Linked DNA regions of Mus musculus: regions 1 and 3 are each linked to region 2. The links are chromatin loops, found by intact Hi-C in ENCODE. Cell type or tissue: heart. All regions are shown on one strand. Links, peaks and the distances in the headings refer to the core of each region. The heading gives the core; the rest is flanking DNA.

Region 1 (10,879 bases), core at 391-5,390, 140 kb before region 2:
TAGCATTGGCAAACTCCAGGTACCAAAGCTGTGAAAGTCCAGCTAGAAACAAGACATCGCTGCAACACAGCTCTTGTCCCTTCACTTCTACATTGTCCTCCTTTAATGGCTAATGTCTGCTTACCAGACCAGACTCATCTATGTTCCTGTTCTCTTTCTTTCTCTCCTTGATAGTTTTTCTCTAAGGGTACAGACCGACCTGCAGTTGGAAGCCCTGTGTCAGATGCCAGATATCTGGGATTGCTTTAGATTGTCCAGTTGCAGTTCTGTACTGCTTTTTCTTCTTTCTTTTAGACAAGAATACCTCATCTTCTTGCCTTATATCTTTTGTTTCCTTTCATCTGTAGTTTTCCATTCTCTAGTCTTATTTATCTTTCTATATTAACCGCTATTTTCACTCTGATTATTTTTCCAGTCATACTTTCAGTAACTGGTATCTCACCATTTTTCTTCTACCTCTTCACCTACCAGCGCACTTGGGATGATTGTCAACATTTTTTTTTTTTTTTTTTTTTTTTTTTTGCAGTTTCTCTTCACCACAAAGGAAGGAGGACAGACACTGGGTCTGGAGGCAGCCCACATTGGCTTCAGCTTTGTCTCCCTCAGCAGGTCTCCTGCTCCCCACCTGTGATGGAGCTGCCTGTGGCAACTGCTGTTCTGCCTGAGGGGTTACATAAGGTAGGGGTGAAAAGAGAGGGAGAATCCAGAAAGAGGCCAAGAAACAGGTTCCTGGCTCCACAGGGGAGATCAGCAATAACCAAGCAGTTAGTTATTGATGCTTACTTCTCCTTAACTCACCCAGATTGGGACTTTAACACTGTTGAAGGTAAGAGGAGGCTCTTGGTTTACTGTCAGGCTCTGCTGGAAGGCCTTAAGGCAGATGGCCCACATATCTGCGAAAATGTATGACATTAGGTACGGAGATAATAAGAGTCCTGCAGCTTTCTTAGAGAGGATCATGGAGGCATTCCTACAATACACCCACATGGACCCTGATTCATCAGAAGCAAAAGGAGGAGTAGCCCTAGCTTTTATTAATCAGGCAGCACCAGATATCAATCAAAAGCACAGAGGGTTGAAAGGTTAGGAGAAAAGAGTGTGAGGGACTTAGTGATAGTGGCAGAGAGAGTATTTAATGGAAGAGAGACTTCAGAGGAAAAACAGATGAGAGGACAGAGGCTACAGACTCAAGACCTGGCAAAGATCCTGCTGTCAGCCACAGCCAAGCCAGAAGACCATAGGAGAAGCCTAAAACAGATAGCTTCCAAAGAAGGAGGTAAGGGGGTGCCCTAAGGATCTAGAATACCCACACTTAAGAAAGAACCAATGTGCTTATTGTAAGGTGGAGGAGTACTGGGCCAGAAAATGCCAGAAGAAGAAGAAGAGGAAGAAGAAGAAGGAGGAAGAGGAGGAGGAGGAGGAGGAAGAGGAAGAGGAAGAAAAGAAGAAGAAGAAGAAGAAGAAGAAGAAGAAGAAGAAGAAGAAGAAGAAGAAGAAGAAGAAGAAGAAGAAGAAGCAGTAGCAGCAGCAGCAGCAGCAGCCTATCTAAACCCTAGCCTTCGAGGATGAAGAATGGGGGGGGGGGGTGTTCAGATCCTCTCCCAGAGTCCAGGATAACTCTAAAAGTTGAGGCAAAACCTATAAGCCTGAGGGTAAAGTTTCTTCAAAGAAATCCTGGGTCCAAGGGGAAAGAGGAATTAAACAATACTCATGGACTACCAACAAACAAACAAACAGTGAACTTGGAAATGGGCAGAGTAACCCACTCATTTCTGTTGTACCTGAATGTCCATGCCTCCTCTTGGGGAGAGATTTGTTGACAAAAATGGGCACAACTTCATTCCTCCCCAGAGAGCCAAACTATTAGGTTCAAACTGGAAGCCTATTCATGTCCTGACCACGACTCTAGCTGAAGAGTACTGGTTGTTTGAGTCCCTGCCCATCCCAGAGGATGAAATCACTACTTGGCTTTAGGTAGCTTCCCCAACACTTGGGCAGAGACAGGAGGAGTTAATTTGGATTGATCTCAAGGCAGCAGCTGAGCATGTACAGGTCCAATAGCACCCAGAGTCTCTGATTGCTAAGGAATAATCCCCTGTATCATGAGGCTATTAAATGTGGGGTTCTGAGATCCCCCTCCTGTCAGTCAAGAAGTCTGGAACTAACAACTATAGACCTGTACAAGACTTATGAGAGAGGTAAACAAATGGGTTATGAATATCCACCCAATAGTCCCTAAACCCTATACTCTCTTGAGTGCTGTTCCTTCTTAGTGTCAATGGTACAGGGTGCTGGACTTAAAGGATTCTTTCTTCAGTTAACACTTGGAAACCAAGAGCTAAGATCTCTTTGCCTTCAAATGGCATGATCCTGAGCTTGGGATTAGTGGACAGCTGACTTGGGCTCGTCTGCCTCAGGGATTTAAGACCTTACCTACCATTTTTGATGAGGCCCTCCATGAAGATCTGAGTGAGCATAGAGTCCACCACCCTAACCTGACTGTTTTGCAGTATGTAGATGACCTCCTGGTGGCAGCAGAGACCAAGTAAATATGCCTGACAGGAACCCAGGACTTTTTGGAGGCCCTGGGAAATTTGGGCTATGGTACCTCCACTATGAAAGCTCAGCTCTGCCAACACAGGTGACCTATATAGGGTATATATTAAAAAACAACAACAACAACAACAAAACCAAAAAAACGATGGAGATGGCTCTCTGAGACCAGGAAAGAAATTGTCCTGTGCTGCCCAATATGCATGACCCCCTGCCAGGTAAGGGAATTTTTGGGGTTTGCTGGATTCAGCAGAATTTGAATACTAGACTTTGAAAACAGCTAAAGTGCTATATGAGGCCACCAAAGAGACTCCTCAGAACTTTATATGGACAGAGGGACATCAGAAAACTTTGATGCCTTAAAGAAGGCCTTAATTTCTGCACCCACCTTGGAGTTGCCAGATGTAAGTCCTTTCATCTCTTCATGGACAAGAGATCTGGGGTAGGAAAAGGAGTATTGATGCAGACTCTTAGGCCCTGACCCTGATCTTCCTATCAAAAAAATTAGACCCTGTGACCAGAGGGTGGCCCCCTTGTTGCACATCATTGCTATAATGGCCCTCCTGGTCAAGGATACTAACAAACTCTCAATGGGCCAGAGTCTGACCGTCACCACACAGTATGCTATCAAAGGGATACTTAAACAATTCCCCAATCAATGGCTGACCAATACTAGAATGATTCATTACTAGTCTCTCCTCTCAACCCCATAGGATAATCTTTCAGGCCCCAACTGCCCTGAATCTAGCTACCCTGTTGCCTGATCCAGATCTCAAAGGGTTGCTGAATGACTGTTCAAACATCCTAGCCCACGTTCAGGGGACCAGACCAGATCTTCAAAATACCCCTTGGTTTGATACAGACACAACATATTTCACCCATGGTAGTAGCTTCATTCATGATGGGCAGACATATGCTGGGGCAGTGGTAGTCTCAAACACTGAGATCATATGGGTAGAGCCACTCTCAGCTTGAATGTAAGCACAGAAAGCTGAATAGATCTAACAAGACATTGGTATTGAGAAAAGATAAGAGATGTAATATCTACACTGATAGCTGGTATGCCTTTGCGACCACTCATATCAACAGGGCTATTTATAGGAAGAGAGGCCTTCTGTTGGCAAAAAGAAAGACTATTGGGAATAAAAAGGAAATCCTCTCCCTACTGAGGTCTCATTCTCACAGTTAGGAGTCCTATAAAAACATTGAGCTGAAAGCTAAAAAAAAAAAAAAAAAAAAACATTCAGAGGACTCAGTGCAGATACATGTAAGACCCATGCTTGTTGTGTCAGTTCCCATGAGCTGGTATGTGCCCTGCTTAGTTGATTCAAAGAGCCTTGCTCTCCCAGTGTCCTCTCTCAAGGATCCTTGTTCTTCTGGTGTTCCTTTTCCTCTCTGGCACTTATATTCTTTCTGCTTCCTCTTCTGAAGGATTCCCTGAGCTCTGTCTGGAAAGAGTTGATGAGACCTCCCATTTAGACTTGCTCTCTAAGAAATGCCTGGCTGTAGGTCTGCATCCACTCCTATCTGATGCTGGAAGAAACTGTTCTAATGATGTCTGTTAACCTATGAGTTTATCAGAATATCATTAGGAATCATTTCACTGGTTTTATTTATTTATTTATTTATTTATTTACTTATTTACTTATTTATTTAGACTAATAGTGTTTGGCTTTATCCTAGGTCTCTGATTCCTGGTTATACAAGCAGTGTCAAGTGTGGGTTCCTTTTTGTGGAGTGGGCCTTCATACAAATTGTATATGTATTGTCTACTCCCACAAGTTTAGTGCCATTATTTATCTAGCATATTTTGCAGACAGGACAGATTATAGCTCAAAGTTTTTGTGGCTAGGTTTGTGTCCATTTTTTTAAATTTCAATAGCCATTCGTGTACCTAACCAAAGAGACTAGAATGTAGGGTTGACGGCTCTATGTAGATACTAGCTCCACTTTTCCATTTTTCATGAGTTATAATGTCCTTGGTAATGGGGCCCCAATGTCAGTTTGTGGAGAGCAACCATTTCTCTAAGCAACTGCCTGGGTTGTTTAGGGCATATACATAAGACCCCCTTGGCCACCAAATCAATTGAATGCAATCCATTCTTGATACTTAAAGCTTTGCCCAGTGACAAGAGATATTCAGGTGAGACACTGCCTCCCTCATTACTAGAACTCCTTATTAGGATCACCTTCATACATTCTAGAAAGTTTAATGCATGCAAAACTATCTGTGTTTCCATTTTCTTTAAAATTATTGCAATAAAAAGGCTATATTTAAAAAATTGACTTCTGATGAATTTTCATAATGGACATCAAAATAACAGAAATGAACACATAATTCCACAAACCACCTTAATATGTAAATAGACTCTATTCCCCAAACAGAAGACAGAGAATAATAAATCAGATGGTCTTTTCTTTGTTGAGTGAGTGTTTTGTTCTTTGTTTTCTGTTGACCATTCTTTGGAGGATACAGTAGCTGTATATTGCCTAAAAAGTAGATGCATCAGAAATCCTTCTAGCTGTGACCACTTGGTCTAATCTTGTATCTTATGGGAAAAGACAAAATAGGCCTAAGCTAAAAAGATGGAGATAGTTCTCAGAATAGAAGCAAGGAGCAACTGCAGATCTTCACCTCTTCCTCTTCTCCAAATTCAACCTCAGTTTCAACCCTACCTACAGTGAGCTAACCTCCCTCTCCAGAAAATCTTCTCTTCTAACCCTTCACCCACCCCCTTCAACACTCATTCTCTTTCCAGAAGGTTGTCCCTGGGAGATCATGGACCAAGCTTTTCAGAGAAATAAGTAGACTAGCTAAGCAAGTTCTAGGCAATCTTCAATTTCCCTCCACTCTGCAAAATCCAATCCTCCAGTCTCAAACCCAGGTTGGCAGCAGCTGTGAACTCTCCTCACTCTTGGACCATATTTCAAGGGGATTCAGCAGACCCTAGCTGTACTGGCAGATTTCTTCCTGTCTATGTAGGCCTTCAGCACTCCCTTACCCCATTCTAGCCAATCCCCATCCATAAGTGTCGGTACAGAAACACTTTGTACCTGGAACCCCAACGTGGCTACATCTGGAAGGATTCCTGAAGCATCTAGTTTTAGGCAAAACACAAAGTCACAGCCACTGCATCCTCCAAAGAAAAGAAAGGGCAATAGAAAACAAGGAACAAAACTCCTACTCAACAAAGACACGACCAGATATCAGCTTTAAGAATTACAACCATCACAAATTCATATGGCTAGATGTCAGTGTCAAAACACAATTAATAATAGCCAAGACAACATATCGCCACTAGAGTACAGCAACCATACTAATGCAGGGACCTAAAAAATGCAACATACCTGAAGCACAAAACAAGAACCTTAAAATAGCCTTTATGAATAGAGGTTCTTAAGCAGGAAATAAAAAATCCATTAATAAAACATAAAAACACAAACAGTGAAAATAAATAAATAAATAAATAAATAAATAAAATAGTGCAAGACCTGAAAGTAGAAATGGAGTCAATAAAGAAAATCCAAACAGATGGAAATCTGGAAATGATAAATTTAGAAACTGAAATAAGAAGTTCAGAGATAAGCCTCACCAACAGAATATAAGACAGAATTTCAGACATTGAAGACAAGATAGAAGAAATGGTTACATCAGTCAAAGGAAATGTTAAATCTAAAAGTATTCAGGCATAAAACATGTAGAAAAACTGGGACAGGATGAGAAGACCAAATTTACAAATGATAGAAATACAGGAAAGAGAAAAAAACCCAGGTCAAAGGCATAGAAAATAGTTTCAACAAAACCCACAGGTGAAAATTTTCCTAACTAAAAGAAGGTGTCTATCAAGGTACAAGGACCATATAGAACAGCAAATTAACTGGGTCAGAAAAGAAATACTCAAATATTAATAACAAAAACACTAAGTGTATAGAACAAAGAAAGTATATTAAAACTGTAAGGGAAAAAGTCAAAGTAACATACAAAGGCAGACTTATTAGAATAACACCTGACTTCTCAATGGAGACTCTAAAAGCCAGAAGGGCCTGGATATTTGTTCTATACACTTTAAGTACACTCTAAGAGATAACAGATACCAGCCCAGACTACTACACCCAGCAAAACTTTTAATCATAGTAGATGGAGAGAGAAAGACATTCCATGATAAAACCAAATTCAAGAAGTATTTATTTACAAATCCAGTCCTATAGAAAATTCTAAGAGAAAAAACTGCAATCCAAAGAGGTTAATGATAGCCAAGAAAACACATATCCAAACCCAGCAAATCAGAAGAGAGGGGAAAACACAAAAACAAAATAACAGGAATCAATAGACTCAGATCATTCATAAGGCTAAACAACACTGGTCTCAATTGCCCCCATTAATAAACACAGTTCACTAATAAATAAATATTAGTCGTCTCAGTCCCTGCCGCCAGCCCAATATACTAACAGAATGAATGTATAAACAGGATCTTTCTTCTTATAGCATCCAAGAAAAACACCTCAAAAAGTATAGACATAATCTCAGGATAAAAAGATGCAAGAAGATATACTAAGCAAAGGGACCTAAGAAGCCAGACAGTATAGACATTGTAAAATCTGAGAAAATAGATTTAAATAAAAACTAATTAGAAGTAATACTTAGCTTAGAAAAAAAATCACCATGAGGACTTTGCAATTCTTAATGCACCAAATACAAGGGCATGAAAACCAGACAAACAAACACTATTCTAGCTTAACTCGCATATTTAACCCTCATACAGATAGTGGGAGACTTTAATACCCCATTCTTGCCAATAGACAAGTCACCCATATAAAAATTAAAAAGAAATACTGGAATTAACTGGCAGCATAAACCAAACACGTGTAACAGATATCTACAGAATATTTCAATGCAAAACAAAAGAATTTACTTTCTTTTTAGCATCTCATAGAACTTTCTCCAAAATTGACCTCATACTTGGTCACAAAGCAAGTCTCAAAGATTCAGGAAAATTGAAATAACATCCTTCATCCTATCTGACCACCATGGATGAAAGCTGGATAGTAATGACAACAGAATGTTTACAAAGTCATAGACACTGAACAACTCCTTGGAATGAAAATGGGTCAAGAAAGAAATAAGGAAAGGAAGCAGCAACTTTCTAGAGTGGAATGAAAACAAAAACATAGCATACCTAAACGTATGAGACACAATGAGGGCAGTGCTAAGAGGCAAGTGCAAAGCACTCAGTGCTTATATAAAGAACTGTGGTGATCTCAACCAGCAAGTGAACAGCACCCCTGATCTACACATCTGTTTTTGTGCCATGCACACAATGTTTTCATTGCTGTAATGCTGTAGTGTAACTTCAAATCAGTCATGATGATATCCCCAGCATTTTTCTTTTCTTTCTTTCTTTCTTTCTTTCTTTCTTTCTTTCTTTCTTTCTTTCTTTCTTTCTTTCTTTCTTTCTTTCTTTCTTTCTTTCTTTCTTCCTTTCTTTCTTTCTTTTTCTCTTTCTTTCTTTCTTTCTTTCTTTCTTTCTTTCTTTCTTTCTTTCTTTCTTTCTTCCTTCCTTCCTTCCTTCCTTCCTTCCTTCCTTCCTTTCTTTTTTCTTTCTTTCTTTCTTTTTTTTTTCTGAGGGTGGCCTGGACTGGGGAGCCTTTTTTTACAATCATGTGAATTTTACAATATCCTTATATGTCTGTGAAGAAAGTCACTGGTGTTTTCCTTAGAATTACATTGAAATTGTAGATTGCTCTGGGAGATGGGTGGTTTCACAATTTTCTTTTTTCCTGTGTATGAGCATGGGAGATCTTTCCATCTAGTGTCTTCCTCAATTTGTTTCCCTTCAGTTTTTTAAAGTTCTCACTGTGGAGAGTTTTCATTTTCATGTATAGGTTCAAAGTTATTTTATTTTTTCAGACATTATAAATGGAGTTGTTTCCCTAATTTGTTTCTCAGTAGGCTTTGTAATTCATTTATAGATAGGAATGTTACTAATTTTTGTATGCTAATTGTGGATTTTGCCTTGTTGCTGAAAGTGTTTTTGAGTTTCATGAGTATTCTGATGAGTAGTTTAGAGTTTTGCATAAATTGTATTGTCTTCAAATAAGGACATTTGGTTCTTTTTTTTTTTTCTATTTTTAATCTCTTTTTTCCCTTCATTTTTTTCTGATTGCTTTTGCTAAGATTTCAAGCACTATATTGAATAGGAGGGGAGAGAGTAGATATCCTTTCCCTACCCTCCATGGCCTATTGGATGTGTTTATCCACATTTTCAGTCTGAAATATTACTTCAAGTATTCTCTTTAGAGCTATCTTAATGATAATAATTCATTTAGTCTATTTTTATCATAGAAATATGACTTTATCCTTCAGTTATAACAAATAATTTTGATGAATACACTAGTTTGTGTAGCTAGCTGTCACCATTCAGAGTTTCAATCACAATTTTTCAGTCCTTGCTTTTGAGTTTTCATCAAAACAAACAAAAACAAACAAACACCCAAAAGAACAACAAACCCCCCCAAACAAACAAACAAACACCCTCTCAAAACAGCTGTTTTTGGATGGACTTGCCCTTGTGGTAATGGGCCCCTTTCTTTCAGCTTTTGGTTTGTTTTTTGTCTTTTGTTTTTGTTATGGGTGTTTAGTGTTTTGAGTATAAGTGGATGTGGAGGGTGTTTCTCTCCTGCTTATATCTATTTTGTGTTCTATGTGCCTCATACATGTATGGGCATCTCTTTTTTAAACTGTGATTTTTAAATTTGATTTTATTGAAAATATTTCCATGCCTTTGTCTTGTAATTGTCTTTCATCCATGCCATAATTCATAGATTTGGTCTTTTAACACAGAACATGTTCTAGTCTTGTGATTCCCCCACAGCCCCCAATTCATCACTTTCTTTGATTAGATGACTGAAGTCCTCATTTGTTTCCTATAAGCCCCACTACTCTACTCTGTGTGTCATCCATTTTCTTGACGAGGATTTCCATTGACATTTCTATTTGATTTGTCTTATTTTTAATTTCTAGCTTTATTTCAGTTTGGCTTTTCTTCAGCCCTTCTATTTCTTTATCAATTCCCATTTTTGTATCCCGAGCTGAATTTTATATTTCATTCAGCTGTTTATTTGTGTTCTCTTGGAATTCATTCATGAATTTTTTTCCTTTCCTCTTTAAACTCATTTAATAGTTTATTTGCATCTATTTTGAATTCTTTGAACACACATTTAATTGCTCCTTTGAAGTCTTTGTCTGAGTTTTGTATAAGTGGCTCTCATTAGGAATCATTGCTATTATTGCTATTGGTAATTTTTTTCAGAAAAGCTGTATTGCTTTTCCTGTTGCTTGTGGTTCAGATTTTTGGGCATGCACATTTGGAATTAGTTTGTTGGCTGAGCCTTATTCACAAATCAGGGTTGAGTGAGCAATTACATTGTTTCTCGGTATTCCCTTAGCCTAGCAGATCTTGGCTCCACTAGGTGCTGCCTAAAGTTCAGTTTTGGGACTTTTGATGTTTATTTATGATTAAGAAGGCTGAGGAGCTTCTGAGGCGACGCCATCTTAGGCTCCAGTCAACCGGCCACCTTCCTGGTGAGAGCACAGTGGTCCGCCTGGCCCGAGAGGTTTGTGCCTCAGGCCCCGGCGGGAGCCTCCTTGGCTCCGGGACTCCGCGGAGGGCAGGCTGCACGGGTGAGGGTGTGGAAGATAGAGGCCAGCCGTTTCTGGGACTGGCGAAAGCTAGAGAGCTTCTGAGGCGGCGCCATCTTCGGCTCCAGACAACCGGCCACCTTCCTGGCCAAAGCAACACAGCTTCTGGGAAAGATCCTGTTTTGGGCCTTCATCTTCAGCCAGGAGGAGGTCCAAACACCAGATAACTGTGCACCTTCCCTGAAAGAGGAGAGCTTGCCTGCAGAGACTGCTCTGACCACTGAAACTCAGAGGAGAGAGCTAGTCTCCCACGTCTGCTGATAGAGGGTAACAAAAGCAACAGAGGAACAATCTCTAAACAAAGACAACTATAACAACTAACTCCAGAGATTGCCAGATGGTGAAAGGTAAACGTAAGAATCCTACTAACCTACTAACAGGAACCAAGACCACTCACCATCATCAGAACCCAGCGCTCCCACTTCGCCCAGTCCAGGACATCCTAACACACCTGAAAAGGTAGACCTGGATTTAAAAGCATTTCTCATGATGATGGTAGAGGACATAAAGAAGGAATTTATAACTCACTTAAGGAAATACAGGAGAACACTGCTAAAGAGTTACAAATCCTTAAAGAAAAACAGGAAAACACAACCAAACAGGTAGAAGTCCTTATAGAAAAACAGG
Region 2 (10,879 bases), core at 2,815-7,814:
TTGGCAGGAAAATTGTATGAATTTATAGTTAAGCATGTGAATCTAAATAGACAAGCCAAAGAGTGTAATAAAAACAAAGAGCCAAAGAAACTAGTTTATTGTGGCACAGGTTAATATGATGATGCTAGAGAAAAGAAATTTCCAACCTGTGGGTCATGACCTCTCCGGTAGCTAAACTACCTTTGCATAGAGGCCACATATCATATATCCTGCATATTAGATATTTACATTATAATTCACGAGAGTAGCAGAATTTAATTTATGAAGTAGCACCAGCATAAATTTATGGTTCCGTGTCATCACAACACAAGGGCCTGTATTAAAGGATTACAGCATTAGGAAGGCTGAGAACCACTGCTATACATGATGTAAGCCTCCTTATATCTGTTGATAAACCATAAAAGGCTAGTATAGACATTTGTCACTCACAGAAAGATTTTCATTTTTAGGTCTTCACCATAAAAAAAAAAAACTGCACACTCTATGGAATCTATGGATATCCTTTTTAATTTTTAAAAATTTTCAATTATTTTAATTTACTTTACTTTATTTTATTTTATTTTATTTTATTTATTTTATTTTTTTTCCAAATGGGAAACTAAACAAATCCTGTAGAGGGAGTAAGTGCGCCTTTCACTGTTGTGTTCCTCTGTTTGTCACGCCTTGCATACATGGAAGGTAAATGAGTAAATAAAGGAGGTGCTGTAATAAGGTGCACTTGAGTCTTTTGTGAAAGTTGTGAAGCAAAATTATTAACTGGGACAGGAGTGTCACATGTACAATGTCTATGTAATGTGTAAATATCCATCTCAATTACTGTATTGTATGAGACGATCGTGCAGGCATGAAACTTCGACAACACATTAGAGTGGCTGGAAAGCCTTGGCTTCTGAACAAGAGGATTAGAAGCTGTGGATAAAAGCGCATGGGAGATTTTTCCCGTATCCACTGGTAGAAGAAGGAATACTGAACATTTTGAGAAAATTTAGGTTCCTCTTTGCTACAGCCAGGAAGGGAGTGACACAAAGCTTTTACTGGATAGAGGCTTCCAGGAGAGACACACTTCTCCCCTTTAACCTTTAGGAAAACAATTTTGCGTTAAGGACAGGGCTGATGGGAAGATGCAAAATGGGCAGTAATTTTACTTGAAAATTGTTTGAAGATATTCAGTTCATAATTTAGTTCCAATCACAGCTCCAAGAGAGATAGCAAAATAAAGTACATATTTTTAGAGTACATTATTTTATATCATAAAGTGGATAGGATATTTTAGAAAGAGAACACTTCATTCTTTTTAGTTTCTCACATGTAATATTTGCTCCTTTTGACTTTATCACACAGATTTATGGTGTCTAGCTTGGAATATTCTATATATGCTAATAACTTCTCTTTGGGGTTTAGAATTCTCATTAATTTTATTGTAAATTGACTGCCAAGGACTGCTGTAATTCTACAGGTAGAGTTTAGCCTCTTGGGGTTATAATATAAAAGAAGATGAAAAGATCACAGTTTCATCATTGGAAAATAATAGTTAAGAAATCTAATTGAGATAGCCATTTGTATACTCTCACAATGAAACCATTAGTAGCTCTACAGGCTTTGTTTTTGAATTTGCAAAACAAAAGAGATCATAAGAAAAATTAAACAAAGCCAGAAAAACTGGTTTCCAGAAAGGCTCAGCCATCACTCAGCAGATGGCTATGTTAATGTGATTAAAACATAACAGGGGTCTCATCAGCATCTAAAGCAAAGAGAATGCACAGGACCCCATCTGAGCTTCCTGATGAATCTACATCATGTCTATTCAAACAAGAAGCATAAAGAGGAGATGCATGTTGGCATACGTAATTTTATTAGTTTTTATTGATTGATTGATTTTTTTTTCTAGGATGCTGGAGGCTGAATCCAGGGCTTTACACAAATTAATAAAGTGATGTATAACTGAGCTATACCCTAGACCTGGCACTTATATTTCTTAACCATATTAACAAGCTAGAATTTAGAAGTGTGCATTGGCTATTGCTAATGACCTTCAGGTAGGCCCGGGCTTGTGCTGCTATAGCTCCCTATAGCTGGCTTCAGTCACCCTGCACTTCTGTAAGGACTCATGGCATAAACCCCACTTGGCTATCTCAAGCTTTCCGTGGATAGTATTATCTTGGACTTCACTACCAGAAAAATTGCAAGTGGAAAGAAAGAAGCAATAACTCATCACAACAAGTGATTCCATGTATATCAGGTATGATGCTCCCCTTATCCTGTGTTAGGCAAAGCGTTTGAGAAAATAGGACAGCTGGGGGTCTTGTACAAGCCTGCTCAACACAGCCAGCCTTTATCCCACATCAAGGTTAGAAGTAGAGTGAGTTTCCATTGGTGGAACAATTGCATAAGTTAATGCTGTTCAGAATTACTTTAACTTGCACAGCTGACTCGAGAGATGTGTGACTAAGTTTCCAAATTGGCATCCAAGGCACATTTGTAGGAGCTGCCTTATCTCTGCACTGTTTCCTTGCCCACCCCCCCCCCTACTTCCTGCCATTATCACCATCAATTTCATCTCAGGCAGCTGAAGTTTCTCCTTCAAAATCAAAAGCCCTTGGAGAATAGCTCTGCTTAAAGCCAGAGGTCACTAAATATATGGATGATTATGGTGAGTCTTTTTCATTTCCATTTTGATTAAGTGAAAGCCTCTTAATTTGGGTCATTATTGATACATAAATCTGTAGAGAAAATGAACATGCATTTATAATGGAGCCAACATTACATGATTTATTGTTCTTATAGTGTGTAAATACAGAAAGAAGGGGGAGAACAAAAGGGTGCAGCTCTCAGATCCCTGGATATGAAACAGTGCCAGGGATTAATGGAGCAAACTCATCCTGAACGTCCAGCCTCCTGCTCTGAATGGCTCATGTCTCCTTATTTCAATCGAACTCAGTCTCCTATTTGAAAAGCCATTTAATAATAATCTCTCTATGCTACTGAACCGAGCTTTGGGTAGCAGGGTTGTGAGTGATAAAATGAAAGGCTCAAAATGCGTTTTCATACCTGATTGTGGACTTTGCTTGGGGATTTTGGCTACCGCTTGAGGGCTGGAGGTGGAGTGCATTCGTTGGTTGGCAGAGTTGTGGACGCTGCTGGGAACCACCGATGATGCGTTCTTTCGAGGCTTCGTGTCTTGCAGCCACATAGGTGAGGCTTCAAAGGCCTGCATCCTCCGAGCATGGCTGTTGGCATTGACTTTCAGATAGGCCTGGGCCTTGTGTTCCTGAAGCTCCCCGTAGTTAGCGTCAGTCACCCTGCACTCGTATAAACCTTCATCCTTTTTTCTCACTTTGGATATCTGAAGCTTGTGGGAGATATCATTGCCTTGGACTTTCACTGTCTGAAAAATTGCAGGTGAAAAACAAAGTTTCACATCAAAGGGTTTTATTCCCACCCTTTAAATTTACTAATGTTGGGAAACTTAAGCATCTTATTGGCTTCGTAGAACAAACCTGAAGGTCATTATTTATCCTGGTCTATGAGCAAGCCTACTTGAGAGGTCATAAGTGCAATTTTAGCAGTGCCAGAGTGACTCTACTGTCCTCGTTTCCCAGACTGTCATAACAGGAGACTGATCTCTGCCTGGTTGGCTCTGCTGGATGAAACACTGCATAGATTTTTCTTCTTTACAGCTATATGACAACTCCCTCAAATATGGGGCAAGGGGTAGTGGGAGTGTTGGCTATAATAGTTTAATAAAAGAGGGTGCACTTTACTGAAAACACTACTTATAGACTTAGAGAGTAATTTTTTTTTCCAAATTGCCTACTAACAGACTACTACTGAGTCCTACTAGCAGGACTCAGGCTACAGAATAAGGCTCAGTAATATGCTCCAGTCATTATATAAACTTGTGATGCTGTTAATGGAACATTGATTTGATTTTCAAAACTGAGGTCAGCCCCACTTACTCCAATAATCTTATCCAGATTAATAATAAGATCATATGTCTAAAATGTAATATTAAATATATACTGTGTATTCTATATATACATATATGCAGTTAAATTTGATATATATTATATGTCAACCCATGACTGACAGACTCAAAGATTACATATGCCAGGTTTAAGAATATGATGGATTTTTATAAAAATAGAAATGAAGGATGATGGAGGATATTCTAGCCATGGCTATTGTAATTATTACAAATAATCCACATCTTTATATTATCAGCAGGCCAGTTTGGGCTAAAAACAGGTGTATATTTACTTTGGTTTTATATTTTTGTGATTTATTTGAATACAATATTTAGAAATACTTTACATGAATTATGAATAATATCCAAATTGAGTTACACTACTTCATTACATTTCAAAGTCCTAACGGATGGTTTCATTTTTGTTTTCTTGAGATTTTTATTTTATATTGAGAGTAGGTATAATTCTATTACTTTGAATTATTAAAATTATTAATGTTGAAGTATTGCAGGCCTTCATTGTTAGGTGAGTGTGAAAAAGATTACTAAAAAACAGTGCAATAATCCTACTTGCTAACAAAATAACACTATGGCAAATTTGTAATTATTTACATGGTTAAAACATGCAATTTTATTTATGGACTCTAAATTTGACTCATTTTTTAGGGATTTAATGAGGTATAAAGAGAGAACTGTCTCTCATTCTGATTTTGTAAAGTTACCTCTTCAAGCTCAATGAATTAAACGGTTTTACATCTAAAACCGTTTCTACTAATATCCATCTTGGATCTGCTTGGTAGTTTACTAAAGGATGTGCCCCCTGTCGCTGGTCCCTGTGACACTCACACTAATCTTGGTCCCATCGTTGTCCGGGTCTCTGTCGGGTAAGAGCTCCACCTGTAGGACAAGGGTGCAAATGCTCAACCTCGCCCGAGTTCTTCAGTCCCAGGCGCCGCGATACTGCAGCGCCCCAACTGCTAGTAGAGATCCCGTCTTCCCTTCTTGAAACGCTTCAAACCAAGCAATTTAAGAGACGGAAGAACGACCCAGGTCCCAACCGCACTCAGTCCCGAGGCCAGGCTAGGGGCTGGATTGCCTCCCTTGTCCCTCCCTGGAACAATCCCTGAATTTCCCCGTCCCCGCGCCAGATTCCCAAGCAGTTCCCGGGGTCTCCATGTCTTCCTTGGGCATCACTAAGTCCTCGGCTCTCCCCAAGAATTCCTAAGGTCTCCGTGGTCCCCTCTGTCCTAGTGACACCCTGGAGAGTTCCTGTCGTCCCCAAGCATTCCCATGGTCGCCGGTTCCCGGTCACTAAGGGTAACCGAGGTTCTGGCGGCTTCCTCTATCTTAGAGACACTCTGGAGAGTCCCTGTGGTGCCCCGCATCCCTGAAGGCTGTGCTCCCCTTGGATGGCCCGGTGCTAGCGTTAAAGCGCTGCCAGGTCTTGTGCCTCGCAGTTCAGTCTGCCTGGCCTGCGGGTTCGGAGAACCCAGGCGAGGACAAGAGTGAGGATAGAAGTTTTCCGGAAGAATTTCCATATCTCTGCTCTCGCTGCTGACCAGTCCGCAGCTCTCTTCTACAGACTTTCTCATCCTCTAGGTCTCAGGTCCGAGTCCCTTTTGCTTCGTGGGCCTCCGGGTTCCCGCTCTTACCACGACTCTTCTAGCTTCTCTTTAGATTTTCCTTCCTCCTCTTCTTCCATTCTCCCTCCTTTACTCATCTCCTGCTCTACTTTCCTCTCAAGTCCAGGGCCTCTCCTTTATTTTCTGATGTCTACCCCATTGCTACCTCCCCTCCTCTTTCTCCTCCCCCTCCCCACCTCCGCCTTCCTTCCCTCCCTCCCTCCTGCCCGCCTCTCTCACTCCTTCAGAGAGAGAGAGAGAGAGAGAGAGAGAGAGAGAGAGAGAGAGAGAGAAAGAGACAGACAGACAGACAGACAGACAGACAGACTAGAAGAGAATAGAAAGGAGAGGAGGAACATCCCTCTTGATGCTGGGAAAACAGAAGGCTGGTGGAGGGTGGGAGAATGTCCTGAGCTGTATCAGAGACACACTGCCTGTTTGGATAGCTCCATAATACCCGTTACTAAGAGCTGTTTAATTCCAGTCTAAATTGGGAAAGTCTCCCTCAGATCCTGCGACTTCCTAGGTGTTTTTCACTTACTGTCACTAGGACAAATTCAACCTTGCTCACTCTCCCAGCGCAAGGAAGCCCCATGGGCAGTGCCTTGGTCCCTGGCTAATGATTAGATAGACCTGCACAGAACTAACAAAGTGACATGCGGGGGCTCTGTGGGCTTTGAGCTATGGCTACCTGCGAGCCTGCAGCCTCCGTGCCTTGCTCCAGGTCCTCTGGCCCCCGAAGGAACCACCACTGGATCTCCAGGTACACTGAAGCAGAGCCGCTTTGGAAAGCACAGGACATCTCCACATTTTGCCCTTCGGTAGCAGTCACATTTCTCGGCAACTCGGTAAATTTTGCTGCAAGACAAAAATGCACCGTTTTGGTGTATCTACACCAGCTTTGCCAATGTCTCTTTCCTGGAGAACTCAACACAAGTTTTTGTTTGCTTGGCCTTTCTTTTTCGTGGGCCTTGAAAAAAGAAAAGAAAAACAGCAACAACAAGCCCTTAGCACACCCCTGTGGGCCTCCCCATCCCCACTGTTCTGCCTCTGCATGTCTTGCTCTTGGTGTAGTGCCTAAATCACTTTGTTGTTGATCAAGTCCAGATAATGGAAAGGTTAATGAGCTTGCCAATAGCTCTTGTTGCTAGCCAAGATGCCTAGAGTTAGAATCAAACATCTTTTGTCAGATTGCAGCATTCCCTAAAACTTACTGAGAGACCCAGGGAGGTGCAATTTAGACCATCTGTCAAAAATGATCTATGAGGAAGCCTCTAGATTCTTAAGTTTCTCAACAATCTATGACTAACTGGGATGTTTCCTGTTAGAAGTGGGTCATAAGTATATGTCAAAATGCCCATTCTTAATCTCTCAAAACAGTGGTTAGCAATTTTGTTCTGGAGCCCACAGTAGTGAAACAAGTTGCACACTATCTAAGAGGCATATGTTTCATCTCCACAAGTTAACCTTCACATTTGTTCCCTTCAAGCCATTGTAAATTGCAATATGTAAGGAGATATAAAAATCATACATCGCATGTTTAGATCAGATCAAAGATTATTTGAAAGATACCACAGAGACTCCGTCTAGCCCCTTTGCAACTAACCTTGACACTGCCAGCTTGTAAGATTAATAGATCCATGTGAAAGTCACAAAAATAAAATCCCCTCCCTCCCTAGAGGGATCCTCGAACATGGAATTTTTGTTTTTTTGTTAAGAAGGCGATTGTTCTTAGCTTATCCAAGGGGTACTTTGCAAAGACCTGATGTCTGTCTAGAAGGAGCCTTTTATTTGTGGGGGAGAGAAGAGGACAAGCACAGGCACACATATGAAAGGAGGGTGACTGAAAGGCTGGCAGGAATGATTACAGCCACTTTCTCCTCTTTTCTTAAAGATAGTGAATCTGGGTGTCTCTTTTCACTGTTTTATGAAACCCCAAATTGAGCAATAATTAAAGTGAACATTTTATGTTTTATAGAAATGGACACTATTCAAAAGGTACCGTCTGAAAAGGCTTTTCTGCTTACATTAGCTAGTGGACTGGGGCATTTCTGCTTGCAGAAGTGATGCAGTCTTCAGCAGGCAAAAACTGTGATTTGCTCATGGTGTTGAAGCAACCACCGCAGCCTGCAAAGTCCTGAACAACTGGGCCCAGCAGGCTGCTGCCTCTTATGATGCAATTCATAGCTCCTTGTGGGTCCTCTGGTAAACACATGGGGAAGAAGTCACAGGGACCAGAGAAGGGGACTACAGCTTTCTGCCTCCAGAGAGGAGCCCCTTCCAAAGAGCAGCTTTGTATTCCTGAGTGCTTGCCTTCTTCATGCACAGTGAAAATGCACACACACACACACACACACACACACACACACACACACACACACACCTGTGTATGTGCTCACTGAACTCACCCATCATTACCTGGCTTGCATCTACTAGATGTTTCTCGGAAACCTGGCTTGCTTGCAATTAATAAACTTTGGGAGAAAAAGCCCAAATGAACACTATTCATACTATCTAAACCCGCTATTGGCTTGGTTTGAGCCACTCTCCAGCTGTCTGTCCATTCTTCGAGTTGGTTCAGCACACACACGCATCACCACAAACACATCACAAGCAACCGACTTACCTTGAGAAGAAAGCCCTTGTTGTACATATAACACGGAAAAGAACATAAATCCAACAGACGCCAAAAAGATCCCCATCATGCCAAGGGAGTGGGGCACATCCGTGTAGCCCAGAGCCCCAAAACCTAAAAAGACAGATAGGCAAGCGTGTCCGCAGGCTGCTCTCAGAGCCTGGGGCGCGATACTGCACGCATGCTGCCGCTCATAGCAAAGAGTAGCTTGGACACAGGGGATTGCGACTAGTGAGGGATGGACCGAGCTGGCTGCGATCCGGAGGCTTCAAGGCACAGACCCGGGTTGCCACGCCGTGAAGTGTCTCCGCCGCCGGCTGGCTGCTTCCGCTACCTGGCAGTTCGTCCCACGTCAGTCGCTCGGCTTGCGTGCTCGCCGCCCTCCCCACGCCCAGCGAGCCCGCGGCGAGTGGAGCGGGCGCAGGGCGGCGCGGACTGGGCTCGCGCGGCGCCCAACTTTGCCTCTAATGGCTGCAATGATGCCTTTAACTCTCTGAGCGCCGGGACTGCGCACCTGCCGGCCGGGGGTGGGGATGCGGGGCCCTGGCAGATCTCTGCTCTCCAGTCCGCCTTTACTCCCATCAGTCAGCTCGGGTTTAGCTGGATCAGATGGCGTTTTGCAAAGAGAGAAGGACAGGTTTAGGGTCTTGGCGTTTGCTCTGGGGTAGGGGTTAGGGATTTCAGGAGGAAGTTGAGGCATTGTTAAAGACGGAGGAGGAGTGGGGTGGGTTGGGAGTGACTGCTTTGGGGAGATGAAAACAGCCCACGGAGGAAAAAGGCGCTTAACCAGTTATTAACTGCTCCAGCTAAAATGATCTTATGCTATTATTATTTCACCAGAATGTATTGTAAGCAGTTTACAGCCCAGGAGAGGCCATTCATGCAGGCACCAGATCACTCCAGCTGGCGAATGGAAGGCACAAAAAGTACAAAAGTCATGTATTAGAGAATGCTCCAGAAGGAAAAGTCCATAACGCTATGCGTATCATCTTTTTCATGCTTATACCCATTGCCTGCGTTGCCTCCCTCCCACAGTATTCTGGGTGGAGGAGGGGTTTTGCAAATCATTAAGGTCCTCTTTACAAGATTTATTTTTGTTTTGTTCAGTTCCTTTTGCATAACATTAATTACATAATAGTCTTTAGGATTATGTGAATAGACAATATTTTAGCAGGCTCTCTCTCTCTCTCTCTCTCTCTCTCACACACACACACACACACACACAGACACACACACACACACACACACACACACACACACACACACACACACACACACAACCCTCCAGTAAGTTTCAGGACTTGGAATAAGCCTAGTCATTTGCTTTGGAAAAGCTTGAGTTGTATACTGTATTCTTAAAATTAAGAATCTTAAAACAACAAATACACTCAGAAACTCCTATCAGTTCTTGCCCAACTCAACCCTGGGTCAATGAACTTGCATTTTAAATTTTATTTTTATCCAAAATCACCGAATAATTTAAATTATTTTCATTATAGTTTCCTATGTAGATAGACATATAGTCTTCCTTAGTAATTGGAAATATGCATTAATCTTAATAATGCTACCAGAAACCAGTGAAGTTTATATATTTCCATTTTATAAGTTTTGAGTTTGTGCTTGGCTGATGGCTTTCCTGTCACACAAAAACTTAACCCTACCATGGCCATAGTATTTTAAAGCACTTGTCTGCTACAGTTGAATGCATCAGGAACTTAAAATATCAAAAAATAAAAATAAAAATAAAAAATGAAGGTACATGAACTTCATGGCAAAACATTTTATTTTGTGAAAATATAGTTACTCCCATTACTGATAGGCATGGGGAATATTTCACATCTGTTATGTTTAAGCTAGACATATTCTCCATCTTCCTTGCAACCAATGCAGAAAAAGGATTTTGAAGTCTGTCATAATTTTTTTTTTTAAAAAGTCTTTCTTCTGTTCTACCATTTTGTCTTGGAGAAGCTGTTCAGTGCATAGAAACACAATGCAGGGAAACACTCCACAGCAACCAATACTTCAAAAACCAAACAACATATTGCACGCATTCAATGCTCATCTGGCAGGTCATCTTGTCATTTAAATGTTAGGCCTAACTTGACATGTGGGAAGAGATTACAGGGTTTTAGCTTTCTTTGCAGCATTCAGCATAAACACTAGCTTAACGTGTCTTGAGAACGACCTGACTTCATGATTATCTGCTGTCCAAATAGTTTCCAGTCCAGAGGAAGAGCTCCACCAACAACAAGGGGTCTGTGTGAGTCCGCTTAGCAAGGCAGATGGCAGTAGACGGGCAAACTGAGTCCTGGAGCAGGATAAGTTCAATGGGACAAGTTTGAAAGTGCAAAGAAGAAAGAAAAGAGCGATTATTAGACACACCATCCAAATTCATAAACAGGAAGTGATAGCATCCAGATAGAGGGAAGGAGGGAAAGGAGGAATGGGCAAGAGCAGAAGGAAAGAAAAACCTACTTCTTCTTTTTTTTTTTTTTTTGTTTTTTTTTTAAACCTCTGTAATTATTAGTTTATTAGTATCATCCAGGACTCATGTTCAGTATTCCTCCTCAAATTACATTAACAACGCAAATGTAAAGAACCCAAGTCAAAATTATATAACAGCACTCCATCACAAAAGCGCGTGAAATTACAAGAACG
Region 3 (10,879 bases), core at 4,486-9,485, 150 kb before region 2:
CAGAAAATTGGACATAGTACTCCCGGAGGATCCAGCAATACCTCTCCTGGGCATATATCCAGAAGATGCCCCAACTGGTAAGAAGGACACATGCTCCACTATCTTCATAGCAGCCTTATTTATAATAGCCAGAAGCTGGAAAGAACCCAGATGCCCCTCAACAGAGGAATGGATACAGAAAATGTGGCACATCTACACAATGGAGTACTACTCAGCTATTAAAAAGAATGAATTTATGAAATTCCTAGCCAAATGGATGGACCTGGAGGGCATCATCCTGAGTGAGGTAACACATTCACAAAGGAACTCACACAATATGTACTCACTGATAAGTGGATATTAGCCCCAAACCTAGGATTCCCAAGATATAAGATACAATTTGCTAAACACATGAAACTCAAGAAGAATGAAGCCTGAAGTGTGGACACTATGCCCCTCCTTAGAAGTGGGAACAAAACACCCTTGGAAGGAGTTACAGAGACAAAGTTTGGAGCTGAGATGAAAGGATGGACCATGTAGAGACTGCCATATCCAGGGATCCACCCCATAATCAGCATCCAAACGCTGGCACCATTGCATACACTAGCAAGATTTTATCGAAATGACCCAGATGTAGCTGTCTCTTGTGAGACTATGCCGGGGCCTAGCAAACACAGAAGTGGATGCTCAGTCAGCTAATGGATGGATCACAGGGCTCCCAATGGAGGAGCTAGAGAAAGAACCCAAGGAGCTAAAGGGATCTGCAACCCTATAGGTGGAACAACATTATGAACTAACCAGTACCCCGGAGCTCTTGACTCTAGCTGCATATATATCAAAAGATGGCCTAGTCGGCCATTACTGGAAAGAGAGGCCCATTGGACACGCAAACTTTATATGCCCCAGTACAGGGGAACGCCAGGGCCAAAAAGGGGGAGTGGGTGGGTAGGGGAGTGGGGGTGGGTGGGTATGGGGGACTTTTGGTATAGCATTGGAAATGTAAATGAGCTAAATACCTAATAAAAAATGGAAAAAAAAAAAGGAAAAAAAAGTTGGTTGTCAAGTTTATAAGGGGTAGATGTGTGATAGTTAACCATGATTGTTAACATGACAGCATAAAATCTCCTGGGAAAGACAACTGGCTTGTTTGTGAGTGCTTACAGAGAGTTTTAACTAGGAGCATCGCACCATGATCTGTAACCCAGACTAACACCTAAGAGAAAGCAGCTGGGGCTTGGGCATTCACCTGTCCTTGCTATGTGACTGTGTGAGCTATGTGACCAGGTGTCCTTTGCTTCTGCTCCAATAACTCTAGTGACTTTCACCAGCACACTTTCCTTGCCATGACAGGAAAATATACTCTTATGCCAAAATATATTCTTCTATTCTGATGCAGCATTTGTCAGGTATTTTGTGACAATAAAGAGAAAGTAGTTAATACAAGTGCTGTGGATATTTTAAACAATGACATATCTTCAAGCACTCTAAGCTTCAGGAGAAAAGTATCAAATGAAATACAGTTTTCACTTTAGTGATGGGCAACTAGTGCTCATGGTACTGACCAATGTTTCATTTTGGGGCCAATTTTGCTTTTAGGCACTTTGAGGGCCAGGGTTGAAGTGCTATGATTAAAATGCTAGGTGCCACGTTTATGTGAGATAGATTGGTGGTGATGAATCTTGACTTTTAATGTGACAGAAGAACGCAGTAAGGCTCCTTTCTCATATAGGAACTGTACCTCCTGGTCCCTGCTCACTCCCCTGTATGTATCCTACTTCTGTGCCTAGCTTGCTGAGAATCAACATCAACTGCAGTTCTCCTTGCTACAATATTTAGTTTGAGATACTAGCCAATAGCAGATATTTTCATCTTTGTAACTTGTACTTTGCATAAGATCATCTTCTACATTTGTAAATCAACACTCACATGCTTTCTGGAGACGTGTGCGTGTTCTTCTAAAGCATTTTCAGTTAAGAAAATGATAACCCTGAATTCCTACTTGTTTAAAATGTTTCATATGTTACATTAGGTAGGTACCAGAGAAAAGTGATTTGATTTCTTATAATTGATATAGAAGGCCACATGGCAACATAAGTGGACTTAAAATACAAGGTAAAGAGGTACACTGACTCCCAGCCAGGGTTTTATATGCACATAGCAGATGCTTGGTTTGTCTTAGCTCAAGGAGTGAGATTTAGATGCTGGTCTTTACTGATTATTGTGCCTTTAAAATAACAACTTTAAAAGCATAACATACTGTAATCTAAACAGCAGGAGGATTTTGGCTGTGTGTATGTGTGTGTGTGTGTGTGTGTGTGCGTGCATTTTTCTAAGAACAGAGTTCCCTTTTGGTTAATTTACTTCTTATTTGTAAAACTCACTTTTAAGGAAAATTGTTCTGTCATTAGAAGTGATTAATCCACCTCCACATTTTCTATCATCACTGCATTTAATTAACATGGTGTGTTCCTTCCTTTGAGAGATTAGCAATTAAACAGTTCCAACTCACCTCATCAACACACACCTGAAAAATTAAAATAGATGCCTGTTCTTAATTGTTGCTGCACAGTCGTCTCCTTGCATGGTGACCTTCAACTGGTTCTCTTTTCTTTCTTTTCTTTTTTTTTTTTTTGTAGATTTTCATTCATATGAAGAGTCATTTCAAATAATGTTCTGAGGTTTTCAGACACAGATTTCTACGCTTTAACAATCAACTGAATTAAAATAAATGCACTACTACTAATGTATTCATATTAAAGACCTACAATAAACATTAATTTCTTAAGCAGAGCTACATGTTTAAAGTAAAGTGAAGCTGAAATTTGAGACCAGCACTTTGCTTCCTAAGAGGCTGAGTAAACTATGCAGAATAACACAGAAGAATTAGTGGCCTTGTCTTCTACAACATGGGAAGACAATACATGACAATAAATGGTCAATGCTTTTCATGTTGCTTTTAGTCATGTGTTTATGGGCATATTAGATATGTAAAGTGACAGTCAAAATTGGCAAGTCTTTCTTGCTGATATTTCAGTGATTCAGTATTGTCACAAATCAATTGGCTGGCAACAGGAATGGTCTCATTTAAAATTAATTCTGAGCAATGATCTGTAAGCCTTAGGTGCAGGAGTCACGTTGCAGATTATCCTGGGACTGAGCTTCGTTGCTCTGCAGTTTGATCAGTTGTGCTTTTCTGTACTGCTCTGTTTGTTGCAAGGAGTTGTTTCCTCAATGAGTAAACATTTTCTAGAACAAACTATTGCCTTGTTTCTGTCATCCATGATTAGGCCTCAGGGACTATGAAGGATGATGCCCACAGAATCAAGAGAAAGAACACTCACTATGCAAATTCTCTAGACAGCAAGAGAAGGAAAAACTCTTGCGGAATGGGGGGCTCAAAGAATGAGAAACAAAAACATTCATGTGTGGTGGAGTATGAGGTTATAAAAGAATGGTTGGAGAGGTAAAGAATGATTGATGAATCCCTGGGTGTGTGTGATGACTGATTTCTTCCTGGAACAAGAGCTGCATGGACTGATAAGTTTATTGAAAGGCCATTGAGTTCAGAACCTGGCAACACAGGGCTATCTGTAGCTGCTCACATTAGAAGTGTTTGCTTCCTTCTTTATGACTGGTTTCTTACTGCCTAGGGATCATCTGACACTCATTCTAAAACTATTTAAGGCAATCAGCTCTATAAAGAGCAAGAGTTTATTTTGACTCAGATTTGAGAATTTAGACTATTATAGTTGTTTTTATCCCTGGACAAGAGAGCATGTCATAGTGGCAATAAGAGAAAACAAAATCATTCCCTTAATGCCAGGACTCAATAGAGAGAGAGAGAGAGAGAGAGAAAGGAGCTAATACTATATAATGGCTTTTGAGTATTCACCTTAAATGATCTAAAGATCTCTTCTAGAGCTAATTCTCAAAAGTTCTATGAGCTCCCAATAGTGCCACTCTGGGGACTAAATGAAAATATTTATATAAAATATATAAAGATGTTTTATAAATATAACTACATGGTCATGGGAGGTGGAACATTCAGTATCCAAACTACAGCAGTCAATAAAGTATATCTTGTGGGAGGAATACAGCACTGTTAAGATGTCTTCTAAAGTAACAGTGCAAGCCCAAAGAAATATGTATGTTTATATACATATATCTCATTATGGCATAAGGCTCTGCTCTACAAATAAGCTCTGCCTTAGTTCCCGCTGTCTACTTGACATCTCCACACAAAGATCTCATGTAAACTGTGGTTTCAGTGTATCCTAAAAGAAATACATGATCTTCTCAACCAAGACTGCTGTTGGCAGTTACAACATTCATTATGGGCGGCACTCTCCCCTACCCGTATGTAAAACCAGTGATCTGAATGCTGCTTCCTCTTGTTCTTCTCTTTGTCTCCTTGGTATAAATGTCAAGCTGTACAGCCTCCATTCACCCCCAAGCTAGGTCTGTGCTTGTATTACACTGCTTTTTACTTACTATACATCTTATTTACCAGAGTAATCAATTGTGAAAATGTGTTATCAGTCACACACTTATCTCACCTAATACAGTGAAAAAACACAAGATCTAGGAATGAAATAATTTGTGTTCCTGCTATGTCTTGACTCCTTGCGTGGTTTCTATCCAACAGTTAGCAGGCACTCAGAAAAGGCTGCTGCGTTAACAAGAAACATGATTGGTACTAGAAACCAGCACCAAAAGGACTTCTTTGATATCTCTGATCTTCTTTGGTGGCAATTCTTTGGAGGCTGTGTGCTGAGTATGAAGATGTTACAAAGAAATGAGACTGGCTGGCCAGTGTCATGACTTGATGGCAAACCAGACTGCTCTAACTTGCTACATGAGGAAGACAGAAACATTTCTGTGTCAAAATTTGAGAACCGGAACAAAATAGACTATCAGGACTGGTACAAGAATTAGTCTCTCAAAAAGGAATAGTTTTATCTATAGAATCTTACATTTGATATTGATTTTAGATTGGGTAGTGATTGGCAAGGCAGATGATGAGCTATGCTATATCCTGGAAATACTTCAGTACAATTATTGTCTGTAATATCCTTGGAGAGAGAGTGTGAAACTCATGGATCAGCAAGTGTAGTAAAAGTAATTGAAGATGTTGAGATGTGAATATATTATCTGCTACACTGGGCTGTATTGGCATGATTCTCAAAGACAGAGAAGAACTCAAAATATATAGGTAATTTTCAAGAGGCTTCAATGCTCAAATGGTTGCAAATTCCAAAGCATTTGGGAGCACAAAAAGCAAGAAATAAGGTAAGGAAATAAAAGGTTTTGAGCTGTAATCTTACTATAGCAAAACCTCATGTCAATGGTTAAAATAATGTTTTTTTATTTTTTGTTTTCTTCTCTCTGAAGCTGATGTAGGTAAGTACTGAGAAAGCAAATGAAAAAAATGAAGGGTTGACAAGGTCGATTTTATGTTCTGGGAAAATACTTTGGTGTAGTGATAGATAAGTAGATCAGTTTTGAAGTAAATGAGTCAGAAACTCTGAGATTTATCTGGAATTAGGAAAGAAATTATTAGCCAAAGAAATAGTGCCAGATAACAGTTAAGGTAATGAAGCTGGTTAATCAAGGAAGAATTCTTCAGAAGGCAGGTCTAGGACAATTTAAAACAAAGAGGATCTTTTTCTTAGATGGCAGCGTTAGACTCTCAGGTAGGCTTTTCAGACAGTGCAGAGGGCTTGGCATAGTCTACCCTGCAGGGGTCTCTGCTGGCCTATGCCTGCCTTTTCTAAATGGCATGCCTATGGTCCTGTCCTTGTCTATGGAGTGAGAGGAAAACTTTCACTTCATTCATTAGTTGTTCCTTAGACAAACTGCTTCTCCACCTGGCTGTCCCTCCAAGGAAAGGGCCCAGATGGTGGGTGGGGTGTGGGGTGAGGTATCTGACTGGCTCTGAGGTTGTATATATGACTATATATTCATACACACACACACACACACACACACACACACACACACACACACACACACATTCACTCCTCTTTCTCTGTCTCTCTCTCTGTCCCTGTCCCCCCCCCCCCCTTTCTAAAGAAATGAACTCAGAGGCCATATTTTGTGTCCATAGAGACTGAAGGAACCTGGTTACTTTTTGATGTGTTCTGAGTGTATGAGGTATGATGTCTGTTCCAACTGCTGCGATTTTTTTTTTTTAGACTTTTCTCTTTCAGGTTTTAGCCTGACTTTAAAGGCAGCTCTAGTTAACAGTCGAGACAGATCACTCTTATTCTTCAAGTTCAAGTTGATGCAATCTCTTCCTAGCTCAGGAAAAATTACTTCCTTTCCCTTCCTAGCCAGCAGTTGTTCTGCAGCAGTGGGATTGGCTTTGCCTGTGCTCAGCTTTAAACAGGACAGTAGGTGGCAGCATTGCAGAAAGGTTTAGAAGTCCTGCGATCTAACTGGAGTAACTGCCCTCACTAGTTCCACACTGAATTCTTGAATGCCAGCTCTGTTCACTGTGCTTGAACTCTGTTCCATAAAGCAGGTTAATGCTGAAGCCTCCCAAACCAGTGAGTGACTCTGAGGCGAAGAAACCCAAATCCTAGGGTGCGGTTTTTAGAATCAGACACCAAGCACGTGCCACTTGAGGGCAGTGATGCAAGACAAAATCCTGATCTCTGACTTCGTGATAGATCTCTGGAAACTCAGCTGAATAATGAAATATTAATGCCTGACTCTCAAATGCAAGGGGCGTAGAACACTTGTTTATGGGTGTCTAGTAGTTCTCAGACTTGAAAAAATTCTGTTTCCTCCCTCCCCCACACTCAAAGGCAGTTTGCATTGAATCTCTGCAGGGCTCTGATATGTCTCTGCAGCTCCTTTTGCTTCCTATAATCTTCCACTTTGGATCTTCATTGATTCCCTAAAATAAAGCCCGATGATGTCACATTAGGCTCTCCCCACCACTCTCCATCTCTTTACCTTTGTCAAGAATGAAATCTACGGTGTTTTCATCAAAAGAAGTTTAATTTTCAATGTCACCTGATTGAAATTTCTTATTACCTGTCTGTGACTTCTTATGGAAGGTTTCTTTTCCCCTTTCTGGAGAGCTCAGTAGTTCTGCTTCTAGGCTAACACTAATTTCTCGGATGCCTTGTTCCTCATTTACTTTGTTGGCATGCCAGATGGACTCTTTTTAGTCTCCCCTCATTCTGGTCTGAGTGGAGCATTCCTAAATCTACTCCAAGGTAGGTGAGACCCTGGGGACTTTATACACAGAGAACCTGTCTAGTGCAGCAAGCACTGGTTGGTAATGATTTATGCAAAGTGTTTTTCCTCTGCTGGATAATGAACTTAGAGTTCAAGGGTATGACTCTCACTGCTTGCCTGAAGTGTTCCTGCCTCCAGCACTTTATCTCTGTTTACATAATGAATTTATGTAAGGTCAGGATCCTGGTAATTCTCATTGCTGAAAACATTCCCCAGATCCAGGCTTTGAGCTGTTTTTTTCACGGGGACACTCAACTACCATTCCCTCGTGTAAGATGTATTTTATATGATTCTCTGAAGTAAGTCAAGTTAGTCACAGTACACATTCCATGGCTGGTCTTCTTTCAAAATCAGGCTGTAGATCTTAGACTGGCTGATTTAGGAAGTGGTCAGGGTAGTGCCCTGACCATGACCACCTAATGAAGGCACATAAATGAAGTAATTTAGTACCCTGGGGGCATATTTGATTTAGGTTTATGCACACACACCCTGGTAATAACGCACCCGGAAGCCCTGTCCTTTACCTGCAGATATGTGCACACAAACCATGCACTTCAAAACATCAGAACCACCTTGACCTCTCACTTGAGTCTGGCCACATGTACAACATCTCTAAGCTACAGTGTAAGTGTCCTCAGCCCCAGAGACAATTACATTTGGACAGTTTCTTTCCATGTGCTCTGATAATATATCTAGGCAGGAAGAATAGAAGGGCAGTCCGGTCTGGGTACATGTGGGATAATGCATAATTGTGTCTCCTAGTACTCTTTTAGACTATATTATTTACCATCTCATGCCTAGGCATATCTGGACATGCGTATGACTAAATTTAGATGTGTTATGGGGAGGGGAAAGTGAATATATGAGCTGATCTTTCAGTAAAGACAGAGAACCACATTCACTATACCTCCTAGTTACCAAACTACTTCTCTTGAACCCCATAAAATGAAGGTCCCGAGGTCCTTGAGATGAGCTGTCAGTCTTCACACTGTCTCCCTTCATAATCACACCATGGTTTTGCCTATGAGTAAAGCTACCTTGATTACTTGATTTCACACCTTGAAATTGGTGTGAACCCTTATTTTCAATTGTTTGCCTAAGAAGGCTGAGAACCCGGACATCCTTTGTTCTGACCTGACCACCTGTAATGCTCTCAGGTGAGGAGGAGAGGGCCAACCTGACTGAGGACAGTGCCAGCACCTGCCCTCCTTTCTTTTCATTCAGATCTACATTGATTTCATACTCTCTGGATTCCCATATAAAATAATTATAGATTTTAACCATAGGTAAAAACAGTGGAATTCCAGTATTCACCTAAAGTAACTTGATTTGGTGTCTAGTGCATTCAAGATTGCCTCATCTTTGCTTTGCTTCCATGGTGGCAATCGGGCCTGAGAGTTCTCCCAAACAATATGTTAATATTAGCTGAAAATAATCTTTGGTATTACTTAAATAGGTAAAGAGGAAAATGTAAAAAAAAAAGATTGGGAAATAAAGCAGGTAAAATAGCAGTGGAGGGAGAATGAAAGAGCTTTGAATTATATTACATATGTTACTATATAGCAACAGATGAATGGATAATGAATAACATATCTCGACGGTATGGTTTTATCACAAAGAACTTCCCAAGTTAAGGTAGCAACACAGCTTAGTTTTCTCCCATATTTCCCTTACATTTTAGAAAATAAAATAAATTTTATTTTTTTAAGGGCAGTGTATAAGAATATAGTGAGTTATAGTTGGCATGTTTATTAATTGCATGCTTTTATTGATTCAAAGACTTGGTCGCATTTTGTTTACTACTGCTGAAATTTGTGCTCCCTTCTTATATTAGAGACGAAGACTATGAGGTTATAGATCAATCATTTAGGGTTGCCACTACCTTCCATAGTACAAATCAGCCATGAGATAAGCAGGGTCTTGTAGGTCCTGAAAAGGACAGTGGGCTTAGAAGCTATTGATGATGGAACCCTTCTTCATGATCAGCTTTGGACTCTATCCACCACTTACCATATGCAAAGTGGAGGTATAAGGGCTACAGTTAAAGCCCATTAAGGCAAAGCTACATCTCCTAGTCAGAAGAATGGAATATGAACTCTGCCTCTTGCCCTGGGTGGAGACATTCTGATATGTCCCCAAAGATTACAGCTTTGCATACTGTACTTACCATTAGTCATTAATCCAACTGAGCCTGTCAATCACCTGGTCAGGAGATCACTGCTCAGGAAATCCAATTCATCTGAAGAAGACAGGCTAAAAAGATAGGAATAGTTACCCCCTTAATATGCACTAATACCTTTGGTAGCCACTTCCTCCAGGCAGTTGCTTACATATCTTCACTGCTAATCCTATCCACCTTTAAAATTTTATTAATTTGCCAGGTGGTGGTGGTGCATGCCTTTAATCCTAGCACTTGGGAGGCAGAGGCAGGCACAGTTCTGAGTTCGAGACCAGCCTGGTTTATAGAGTGAGTTCTAGGACAGCCAGGGCTATACAGAGAAACCCTATCTCGAAAAACCAAAAACATTTTTTTACTAATTTATTTTTGAATATTTTTTTATGAGCAGTGTATCTTTATTATTTTTATATCTCCCTCCCACATCATACCCCTTCCATGTTCCCTATTCCCAAATTCCTGGTCTCTTTTAAAAGTGTTACTGTTACACGTACACACACACACACACACACACACACACACACAGAGTCCATTTACTATTGCTCCTATATATATGTATCCAGGGCCGACTCCTTGGGAATGGACATCCTGGGCAGGAGCTTGTCAATGAAGAAAATGAAATTCTAGCTCTCTTGGTAACCATTGACCACTTGTAGCTCTTTACTTGGTGATGGGAGCATATAGAATTTCCCCTGTCCATTTTGGCATGTCATTTGGTATTTCATCCTGCTGGTCTTGTTTAAGGTTACCTTATTGTTGAGATTATATGGGTACATTTTCCCCTATCCTGCATAGGGTGTGCTACCTATTCGTGGGTGACCTGGAGCTCTTCCTCTTATAATCTTTCTGACTCCTCTCCCGCTATTTTCTCTGAGCCTTAGGTGTAGGGGTTGTGTTGCATATATACTACTAGGGGTTGAGCACCCCATTTTTTCTTATTCTCTTCATTCTCACCAGCATAATTTTTAACAATATTATAAATACTTATCTTTGTAGCCTTCATCAAATAAGCTTCTGTGTGGAACGGGTGGAGACTATTTCAGAGATGCACAGCCCTTTGAAATGCAGAAATATATTGGACTGTCTGCTGCCTTGAGGTCTAGCTCAATTGACTGTTCTTCCCCCTTTCTTTCTCTGCTTTGGGTAGTGCCCAAAATTTTAAACATAGTTTGCCCAGACATCGAGTTTTCCCACTATTTATCTAAAACCTAACTTCCTTTCTACAACTGATTGCTGATCTACACTGTTAACCTTAACTCAAAAGATTGTAATGTCATCTCCTCCCCTTCTCTATCTAACCCCCCCGCCCCCGTAGCTGCTGGAATTTGAAGTTTCTCAAAACTATGAGGTTCTTTGTTTTGTTTTTGTTTCAAACTCTGTTGAAATGACTCTCCAAATTCTTTCTGAATCTCTTTCTAAACTCTTTTATCAATAGGACTAAGAGAAATTTTAAAAAGGCAACCCTAATTTCCCAAT

Evidence for each region. Peaks named below come from ENCODE experiments on the same cell type or tissue, not always from the same donor. Only the 100,000 strongest peaks of a DNase experiment are listed, where the experiment ranks them.
Region 1: it touches region 2 in a loop (2.1-fold over the local background); 18 of 42 quality-filtered maps call a loop at or near these places.
Region 3: a loop joins it to region 2, with 4 times the contacts of the local background. A loop is called at or near these places in 18 of 42 quality-filtered maps.

The regions. Positions count from the first base shown.
Region 1 is chr11:16,395,472-16,406,350 of GRCm38, reverse strand. No RefSeq gene overlaps it. Among named protein-coding and RNA genes, the nearest start is that of Sec61g, 110 kb to the left of the region's middle. In heart, for the core only: a CTCF peak has its summit at 2,519 (motif pointing right); no DNase peak of the experiment used is centred there.
Region 2 is chr11:16,255,420-16,266,298 of GRCm38, reverse strand. Vstm2a (V-set and transmembrane domain containing 2A) reads right to left here and starts at 8,557. Exons shown (of 5, transcript NM_001290539.2): 1 at 8,213-8,557; 2 at 6,278-6,444; 3 at 4,811-4,861; 4 at 3,049-3,385. The coding sequence starts at 8,291. In heart, for the core only: a CTCF peak has its summit at 4,854; no DNase peak of the experiment used is centred there; H3K4me3 peaks cover 1,273 bases; H3K27ac peaks cover 343 bases; H3K27me3 peaks cover 2,678 bases.
Region 3 is chr11:16,408,321-16,419,199 of GRCm38, reverse strand. No RefSeq gene overlaps it. Among named protein-coding and RNA genes, the nearest start is that of Sec61g, 95 kb to the left of the region's middle. In heart, for the core only: a CTCF peak has its summit at 6,378 (motif pointing right); no DNase peak of the experiment used is centred there.